2 separate regions of the Homo sapiens genome follow, and region 2 is linked to region 1. Evidence: read pairs that join two places in POLR2A ChIA-PET (ENCODE). Cell type or tissue: MCF 10A. All regions are shown on one strand. Each heading gives the region's core, and the rest is flanking DNA. Links, peaks and the distances in the headings are about the cores only.

Evidence for each region. ChIA-PET counts read pairs that join two places held together with the same protein. Peaks named below come from ENCODE experiments on the same cell type or tissue, not always from the same donor. Only the 100,000 strongest peaks of a DNase experiment are listed, where the experiment ranks them.
Region 2: POLR2A ChIA-PET joins it to region 1 with 8 read pairs; 7 of 35 experiments call an interaction of 5 or more read pairs at or near these places.

The regions. Positions count from the first base shown.
Region 1 is chr1:153,706,479-153,711,796 of GRCh38, reverse strand. It overlaps the pseudogene GEMIN2P1. Among named protein-coding and RNA genes, the nearest start is that of INTS3, 19 kb to the left of the region's middle. In MCF 10A, for the core only: no CTCF peak of the experiment used is centred there; a DNase peak (open chromatin) is centred at 3,046.
Region 2 is chr1:153,763,128-153,767,127 of GRCh38, reverse strand. It overlaps INTS3 (integrator complex subunit 3), which reads right to left. Exons shown (of 30, transcript NM_023015.5): 16 at 3,766-3,895; 17 at 3,242-3,296; 18 at 2,907-3,010; 19 at 2,394-2,438; 20 at 2,065-2,184. Among named protein-coding and RNA genes, the nearest start is that of SLC27A3, 10 kb to the left of the region's middle. In MCF 10A, for the core only: no CTCF peak of the experiment used is centred there; no DNase peak of the experiment used is centred there.

The DNA.
Region 1 (5,318 bases), core at 754-4,753:
ATCCACCTGCCTTGGCCTCCCAAAGTGCTGGGATTACAGGCATGAGCCACCGCACCCGGCCTATTTATTTATTTATTTTCGAGACGGAGTCTTGCTCTGTCACCCAGGCTGGAGTGCAGTGGCAGGATCTCGGCTCACTGCAACCTCCGCCTCCTGGGTTCAAGTGATTCTCCTGCCTCAGCCTCCAGAGTAGCTGGGGTTACAGGCACGTGCCATCACACCCAGCTAATTTTTGTATTCTTAGTAGAGACGGGGTTTCACCATGTTGGCCAGGCTGGTCTCGAACTCTTGACCTCATGATGCACCTGCCTCGGCCTCCCAAAGTGCTGGGATTACCGGCATGAGCCACCAGGAGGTTCTCCTTTTAATGAAAAGCAACCCCAGATCATTTTCCTTTCTAACAAAGAGCAGCCTGTGAAATCGAGCTGCAGACATAGATGCCAACAGTTGTGCCAATCATGTTCAAAATGGCAGTTCCATCTTTCCTTCTCTTTGTCAGCCACAGTGTACAGTAAGGAGCAGATAATATGGCACCTGGCAAGGGGAGAGTTCATTTGCATAATAAGATTAGGGTGGGGTGGCCAGCCTTCCCCTCAAGCTATATAAACGTCACACCTGATTGAACCAATTTGATTTACCTACGTAAATCAGACATCGCCTTTCAAGCCTGCCTATAAAATCCGGCGAACTCTGCTGCCGGCCAGTCTTTTCCTTTGGGAAGCCCCTCTTTCTTGCCAGAGAGAAAGCTGTTCTCCTTTTTCTTTCTGCAACCTCCGCCTCCCGGGTTGCAAGTCCAAATAAAGCTAAACTGAGGTACCACGAAACTCCTCCTGTGTGTTTGTGTCCTAAATTTTCTTGGTACCAGACGACGAACCTCGGATATTTACCCCAGCCAACGAAGCCACTTTAGTTTGATACTGTTGTCAAAGTTTTGGGGAATTCGTCACTATCATGCATTGCTGGCGGGTGTGCAAGTTGTTAAACCCTATATAGGGTCAATTTGGAATAGATATAAAAGTTGCAAATGCATATTATATCTTTTGACTCACTAATCCCATTTCTAGGAGTTTATCTTACAGATATATTGAATGAAACATAGATATGAGATAACACATTAGGTATAGGTATGGGATTAGACATAGCATTTATAATAGTGAAAGATTAAAAATATATAAATGGGCTAGGCACAGTGGCTCACGCCTGTAATCCCAGCACTTTGGGAAGCCAAGGCAGGAGGATTGATTGAGGCCAGGAGTTCAAGACCAGCCTGGGCAAAATAATGAGACAGTGCCTCTACAAAAAAATTAAAAAATTAGCCAGGCGTGGTGGTACATGCCTGTAGTCCCAGCTACTTGGGAGTCTGAGGCAGGAGGACCTCTTGAGCCCAGAAGTTCAAGGCTGTAGTGTGCTGTAATCATGCCACTGCACTTCAGCCTGGGTGACAGAGTGAGACCTGTCTCAAAAGAAAAAGAAATAAAATAAATAAAAATAAACTTCTTTTGGGCCAGGCACGGTGGCTCACACCTGTAATCCCAGCACTTTGGGAGGCCAACGTAGGCGGATCACGAGGTCAGGAGATGGAGACCATCCTGGCTAACACAGTGAAACCCTGTCTCTACTAAAAATACAAAAAAATTAGCTGGGTGTGGTGGTGGGCGCCTGTAGTCCCTGCTACTAGGGAGGCTGAGACAGAAGAATGGCATGAACCCGGGAGGCTGAGCTTGCAGTGAGCCGAGATCGCGTCACTGCACTCCAGCCTGGGCAATAGAGCAAGACTCCGTCTCAAAATAAATAAATAAATAAAAATCAATCAATCAATCAATCAATCAATAAACAAACTTCATTTGATTTTGCTAGAGAAAAGATTGAACTATCTTTCTTTTTCCTCCATAAAAAAATGATATCATGGGCTGGGCACAGTGGCTTATGCCTGTAATCCCAGAACTTTGGGAGGCTGAGGCGGGCAGATCACTTGAGCCCAGGAGTTTGAGACCAGCCTGGGCAACATGAAAAAACCCCATCTCTACTAAAAATACAAAAAAATTAGCTGGGCGTGGTGGTGGGCGCCTGTAATCCCAGCTACTCTGGAGGCTGAGGCAGAAGAATCGCTTGAATCCGGGAGATAGAGGTTGCAGTGAACCGAGAGCGCGCCACCGCACTCCAACCCGGGTGACAGAGTGAGACTCCGTCTCAAAAAAAAAAAAAAAAAAAAAAAAAAAAAAATTCTAAAAATTAGACAGAGTGTGTGCCTGCAGTCCCAGCTACTCAGGAGGCTGAGGTGGGAAGATTGCTTGAGCCTGAGTGATTGAGGCTGCAGCGAGCTATGATTATGCCACTGGACTCCAGCCTGGGTGACACAGCAAGATCGTGTCTGAAAAAGAAAGAAGTATTACAAAATCATTGTTATATGAAATAACAATCAGAGTACGCAGTGCGAAAAGTAGGAGTTTGAGCTGTAGAGTGTCTGACAGAAAATAAAAAAACTTTAGGCCGGGCGCGGTGGCTCACGCCTGTAATCCAGCATTTTGGGAGGCCGAGACAGGCGGATCACGAGGTCAGGAGATCGAGACCATCCTGCTTAACACGGTGAAATCCCGTCTCTACTAAAAATACAAAAAAATTAGCCGGGCGTGGTGGCAGGCGCCTGTAGTCCCAGCTACTCGGGAGGTGGAGTCAGGAGAATGGCGTGAACCCGGGAGGCGGAGCTTGCAGTGAGCTGAGATCACGCCACTGCACTCCAGCCTGGGCGACAGAGCGAGACTCCGTCTCAAAAAAAAAAAAAAAAAAAGAAAATAAAAAAACTTTAAAAAATTTTTTTAAAAAGGAAAAAAGAGAAAAGTAGTAGTTAATATTATAGAAGTGAGATGGGTAGTTACTAATAAAGATATCCTTCTAGATTGTGAGATGTTTGGATTTCTGTCAGGTTTTTGAAATTTGTAATTTCTTTTCACTTTCTAATTAAATATTTATTTCGTAACCATTTTTTTTTTTTTTGAGATAGACTCTTGCTCTGTCACCAGGCTGGAATGCAGTGACGCGATCTCCTGTGTTCAAGCGATTCTCGTGTCTCAGCCTCCCGAGTAGCTAGGGTCACAGGCACACATCACCACACCCAGATAATTTATGTATTTTTAGTAGAGACGGGGTTTCACCATGATGGTCAGGATGGTCTCAATCTCCTGACCTCGTGATCCGCCTGCCTCGGCCTCACAAAGTGCTGGGATTGCAGGCATGAGCCACTGCACCTGGCCTGTATTCTTTTTTTTAAAGGGGACCCACCAAACTGTGTAAACTCCAAGTCCCACAAAACCTGGATCCACCCTGGCTTGGGCCAGCTGCAGAGGGACTTTGAGGAGACAGCAAAACTGTCCACTGGAGTTTTTAAATAAAACAAAACAAAAACAAAAACTGGTCTCTAGGTGACATATCCCTCCTTTCCCCCAAATCCTGTATGAAATCTTTAGCAAAATAGCTATTTTTTAACTTTAAAATTTAACAGAGAACCAGGTGGAAGAGACTTGGATTAACAGGAGCAATGTGAGAAATTCTGTGGGGGTAGAGGGAGGAGTGTATGTGTGGCCACAAGTTCCATAATAGGTATGGAGGTGACAATTGCCTTCTGTCTGCACTCCTCGGGCTGCACCTGGAAGATTCTGCCCCAGATAAGGAGGCAGGTTGTCAAAGGGACAGGGAAAGACTAGGGCAAACCCACAGGCACTCATCCAGAGTGACAGAGTTTGGAGTCAGAGCCCGGAGATTTCTTTCTCTCTCTCTTTCTTTCTTTCTTTCTTTCTTTCTTTCTTTCTTTCTTTCTTTCTTTCTTTCTTTCTTTCTTTCTTTCTCTTTCTTTCTTTTCTTTCTTTCTTTTTCTTTCCTTCTTTCTTTTTCTTCCTTCCTTCCTTCTTTCCTTCCTTCCTTTTCTTTTCTTTCCCTCCCTCCCTTTCTCTTTCTTTCTCTTTCTTTCTTCTTTTTCTTTTTCTTTCTTTCTCTTTTCTTTTGCCTCCCTCCCTCCCGCCCTCCCTTCCTCCCCTTTCCTTCCTCCCTTCCTCCCTTCTTTCCTTCCTTCCTCCCTTCCTTCCTCTTTCTGTCTCTTTTTTTTTTTTTTTTTTTGATAGAGTCTCTATATTTCCCAGGCTGATCTTGAACTATTGGCTTCAAGGAATCCTCCTGCCTTGGCTTCCCAAAGTGCTGGGATTACAGGTTTGAACCACATGCCTAGCCAAGATCTTGGAGAAGTGTCTCAAGAAACTACAGATGGTCTTTGACTTACTATTTTTCTTTTTCTTTTTTTTTTTTTGAGATGGAGTTTCACTCTTGTTGCCCAGGCTGGAGTGCAATGGCACGATCTCAGCTCACCGCAACCTCTGCCTCCCCGGTTCAAGTGATTCTCCTGCCTCAGCCTCCCGAGTAGCTGGGATTACAGGCATGCACTACCACGCCTAGCTAATTTTGTATTTTTAGTAGAGACGGGGTTTCTCCATGTTGGTCAGGCTGGTCTTGAATTCCCGACCTCATGTGATCTGCCCACCTCAGCCTCCCAAAGTGCTGTGATTACAGGTGTGAGCAACTGTGCCTGGCTAATATTTAATTTTTAATTATTATAGATACTTGCTAGTTGTATTAAATATATTTTCAATTTATAATACTTTCAATTTAGGACGGACATATTGGGATGTAACTCCATCCCCCATAAGTCAAAGAGCATCTGTAGTGATGTTGTACTGCTGAGACTCCAAATGGAGGGGTAGGAGGGGGTGGGCACTGTTGTTAGAAGAGACAGCGGACCTCTGCCTACTTAGAAAAGACAATGCTGGGCCTGGCTCAGTGGCTCATGCCTGTAATCCCAGGACTTTGGATGGTCAAGGTGAGCAAATCGCTTGAGCCCAGTAGTTGGAGACCAGCCTGGCCAACATGGCAAAACCCTATCTCTACAAAAAACACAAAAATTAGCCAGGTGTGGTGGTGTGGGCCTGTAGTTTCAACTACTTGGGAGGCTGAGGTGGGAGGATCACTTGAGCCCAGGAAGTGGAGGTTGCAGTGAGCCAAGAAGTCATCCCTGCACTCCAGCCACTGCACTCCCACCTGAGTGACAGAAGGAAACCCTGTCTCAAAAAAAAAAAAAAAAAAAAAAAAAAAAAGCCAGTGCTATGCAGGGCAGGTGGGCCCCACTTAGCCTGGGAGGGTTCTTGGTCTCCCCCAGGAAAGAATTCAATAGTGAGCCAGCGGTGTTAAACTGCAACTTTTAATTGAAGCAGCAGGGTACAGCAGCAGCACAGGTGCTGCTCCCTGGGGAGCACAGCTACCCCATCGGCAGTGTA
Region 2 (4,000 bases), core at 1-4,000, 56 kb before region 1:
AAAACTCGCAGAATGGAAGAAAAAATATTTGCAAATCATTATGTCTGAGACTTGCATCCAGAATATATAAAGAACACTTTTGGTATGCAACAAAATCTTAAAAACATTCTTGAAAGTTGGCCGGGTATGGTGGCTCATGCCTGTAATCCCAGCGCTTTGGGAGGCAGAGAAGGGCGGATCACCTGAGGTCAGAAGTTCAAGACCAGCCTGGCCAACCAGCCTGGCCAACATGGTGAAACCCTGTCTCTACTAAAAATACACACACAAAAAGTTAGCCGGGCGTGGTGGTGTGCGCCTGTAATTTCAGCTACTCAGCAGGCTGAGGCAGGAGAATTGCTGGAACCTAGCATGCGGAGGTTGCAGTGAGTGGAGCTCGCGCCACTGCACTCCAGTCTGGGCAGCAGAGCGAGACTCTGCCTCAAAAAAAAAAAAAAAAAAAATCTTAAAAGTCAATAATAAAAAGACAAATAACTCAATTAAAAATAGGAACATTTTTGAATAGATATTTCTCCAAAGAAAATATACAAATGGCTGGGCCCGGTGGCTCACGTCTATAATCCTAGTACTTTGAGAGGCCGAGGTGGGCAGATCACCTGAGGTCAGGAGTTCGAGACCAGCCTGGCCAACACAGTGAAACCCCATCTCTACAAAAAAATACAAAAATTAACTGGATGTGGTGGCGTGCACCTGTAGTCCCAGCTACTCGGGAGGCTAAGGCAGGAGAATTGCTTGAACCCAGGAGGCGGAGGTTGCAATGAGCTGCGATCATACCACTGTACTCCAGCCTGGGTGACAGAGCAAGAATCCATCTCAAAACAAACAAATAAACAAAACAAAAATTAGCTGGGCGTGAAGATCTGTGCCTGTAATCCCAGCTACTCGGGAGGCTGAGGCAGGAGAATCGCTTGAACCTGGGAAGCGGAGGTTGCAGTGAGCCAAGATCGCACCACTGTACTCCAGCCTGGGCGACACAGCGAGACTCTGTCTCAAAAAAAAAAAAAAAAAAAAAAAAGAGAAAGAAAAAAGCAAGTCACAAAAGATCACATACAGTTTGATTCCATTTATCTGAAAATGTCCAAAATAATCTATAGAGGCAGAAAGCAGATCAGTGGTTGCCAAGAGCTGGGTGAAGGGGAGAAAATGGCAAAGTGATTGCTAATGAGTATGAGATTTCTTTTTGGGGTGATAAAAATGTTCTTTCTAAATCAGATAGTAGTGATAGTTGTATAACTTTGTGAATATACTAAAAAATTATTGAGGCCGGGCACAGTGGCTCACACCTGTAATCCCAGCACTTTGGGAGGCCAAGGTGGGTGGATCACCTGAGGTCGGGAGTTCGAGACCAGCCTGACCAACACAGAGAAACCCTGTCTCTACTAAAAATACAAAACTTAGCTGGGCGTGGTGGTGGGTGCCTGTAGTCCTAGCTACTTGGGAGGCTGAGGTGGGAGAATTGCTTGAACCCGGGAGGTGGAAGTTGCAGTGAGCTGAGATTGTACCACTGCACTCCAGCCTGGGTGACTGAGTGAGACCCTGTCTCAAAAAATAAATAAATAAAAATTTAAATTAAAAAAAAGCCTTAGGAGTACACAAGGCTTACTCAGAGTAGGGGAAAAAAAAACCCAAAACCAATAACTGGGCGTGATGGCGCATGCCTGTATGTAATCCTAGCTACTCAGGAGGCTGAAGCAGGACCATCACTTGAGCCCAGGAGTTTGAGACCATCCTGGGCAACAAAGTAAGACCCTGTCTCTACAAAAAAATTTTAAAAAATTATCTGGGCATGGTAGTGCATGCCTGTGTAGTCCCAGCTACTCAGGATGCTGAGGGGGGAGGATGGCTTGAGCCCAGGAGTCTGAAGCTGCAGTGAGTGACATGCACTGAGCCGCAGTGTCATCAGGTGACAGAGTGAGATGCTGTCTCTTAAAAACAAACCAACTCAACCAAACAGACCCACAAAGAAGGCCCTGGTGATGACAGTCCAGGGTTGGGGAGTCAGCGTGTGGAAGAGAGGCTCTCCAGGATGTGTCCTGACACCATTTGAAACATGGGGACCATACCCACCTGGCCCTCAGGTAGTAGAGCAGGTGGTAGCCAATCTTGGGCTGCTTCTGATATAGCTCGGAGAGAAGGTCTAGAAGTAGAGAGAAGCTGCTGTTGTCTTCCTGCATCTGACATAGGTTCCTGGAGGTGGGGCATGGGAGGAGAGGAACAGAACTTTACCCAGGGCAGACTCTCCCATGGAGTTTCTCAGGTGGCATGGGCTGTCTGTGCCCACAGCATATGTCCTCCTCCCTGGAAAGCGAGTCCCATTACCCCAGGACAGGAGCACATGTGTGTGCTGTCAGGGAGGATGGAGGGTAGAACAGTATCTCCTATAGCTGCGTGCTTACCTAAATATTAGGTACAGAGGCTTTCCTACAGACTCCTCCAGGGACCTACAAGAAGAGGGTTATATTTGAGAATCCATGTGAGGGGGGCTGCTGGCACATACGGAGGACCAGCTGGAGGCTAGACACCAGCCTGCTCCTTCCCTACCCAAAAGGCAAACTTCCTGCTGCTCCGCAGGCTTGGTAACAGAGAAAACAGGTTCCTAACATGGGACCACGCTCTTGCCCTTTGGAGACAGGCTCCAGGCCAAGGTCCAATCACACCTAATTCAGCAGATTAGAGTTACTGGGCCCAGCAGCAAGGGCTGGAAGCATGAGGAGGTGTCAACCTCCCCAGTACGCACGGTGTTCAGCAGGTAGAAATAAGCTCTTGTTTAAATGAGTTGGTACATGTGAGAATAAAAACACCAAGTGAACAGATTTTTCTCAAGTCTACAGTAAGGGGTCTCTTGGACTCAGGCTGTAAGAGCACCCTCTGGCTCCTGAGGCTCTGGAGTGAGGGAAAATCAGCCTTACTCCTCAGTAATCTCCTCAGGCAGGACCTCCCCTCGAAAGTGGGCCTTGAAGAGCTCCTGTAGGCAGGAAGCAAGGACAGACAGCTGCTCCGAGTCAAAGTCTTCCTGGGTGATGAGACAAGGGAGGGAGAGTCACTACCTACACCCAAGCCCTCCTGCCCCCACGATCCCAGTCTTGGAACTCATCTGCTTCCACCTCCAGGATCAGCAAGCTCCCCTCCCCACTATAAGAGGGACTCATCTAGGGGAGGGAAAAAGTGAGTTGTCTTCCCTGGGAGACGTGTAAGCTAAGCAGGCTAGGCTGCTTCCTCCCTAAGGGATTGGGTTCCTCCTCACCTCCAGGACCTGGTCCACAATTTCCTGCATGACCTCACACTGGGCCTCCGTATCACTGCAGGACAGAAATGAGAGGAAATCCCAGGGACATAAATGATAGCAGAGGGCAGGACACACACCCAGAACAGTGCACAAGCACACTCACATGCACAGAGACAAAACAAAGGAGCTCTGTGTAAAATCCCAGCTTGGATGGGGAGGCTTTAGGGCAGAATTGGCTGCTCTCTGGGCAGAGGCCCAAAGAAAAGGAAAATCCCCACCAATCCTGCCTTGGTTCTCAGAGGTTCTTCTCCCAAGAATCTGCAGAGTGGGAACTCAAGGTGTTACGGAATGAGGCTGCCCCACTCCCAGCTCATACTCCCTAACGTAAAGTGCAGAAGAACTCCCTCATGAAGCTTCAGCTACCTCTCCACACACTCCTATCATGTTTGCCTCCAACCCCCATCTCCTGCTATACCCATTAAGCACCAGGTAGAGAGCCTGGGGCTGAACCTCCTGAAGTTGAGAACAAGGTCTGTACCCACCTCCCCTTCTGTAGCTGGAGTACTTTGTCCCTCAGGGACTCATCCAACTGGTCAAGGTAAGGGGTGATATCAACTGGCTCCTCCACAACTGTCTCCTTGATAGGGTGGAAGCGAAACTCCCTCTTCTTTCCTAAAGGGAGTGATTTGGGAAAGAAGTCAGTTTGCCCAGATGCCAGCAACAGAGACAGTCCCCTCAATGACTTATCCCCTTCCTCACATGCCCTAAGTGTGCACC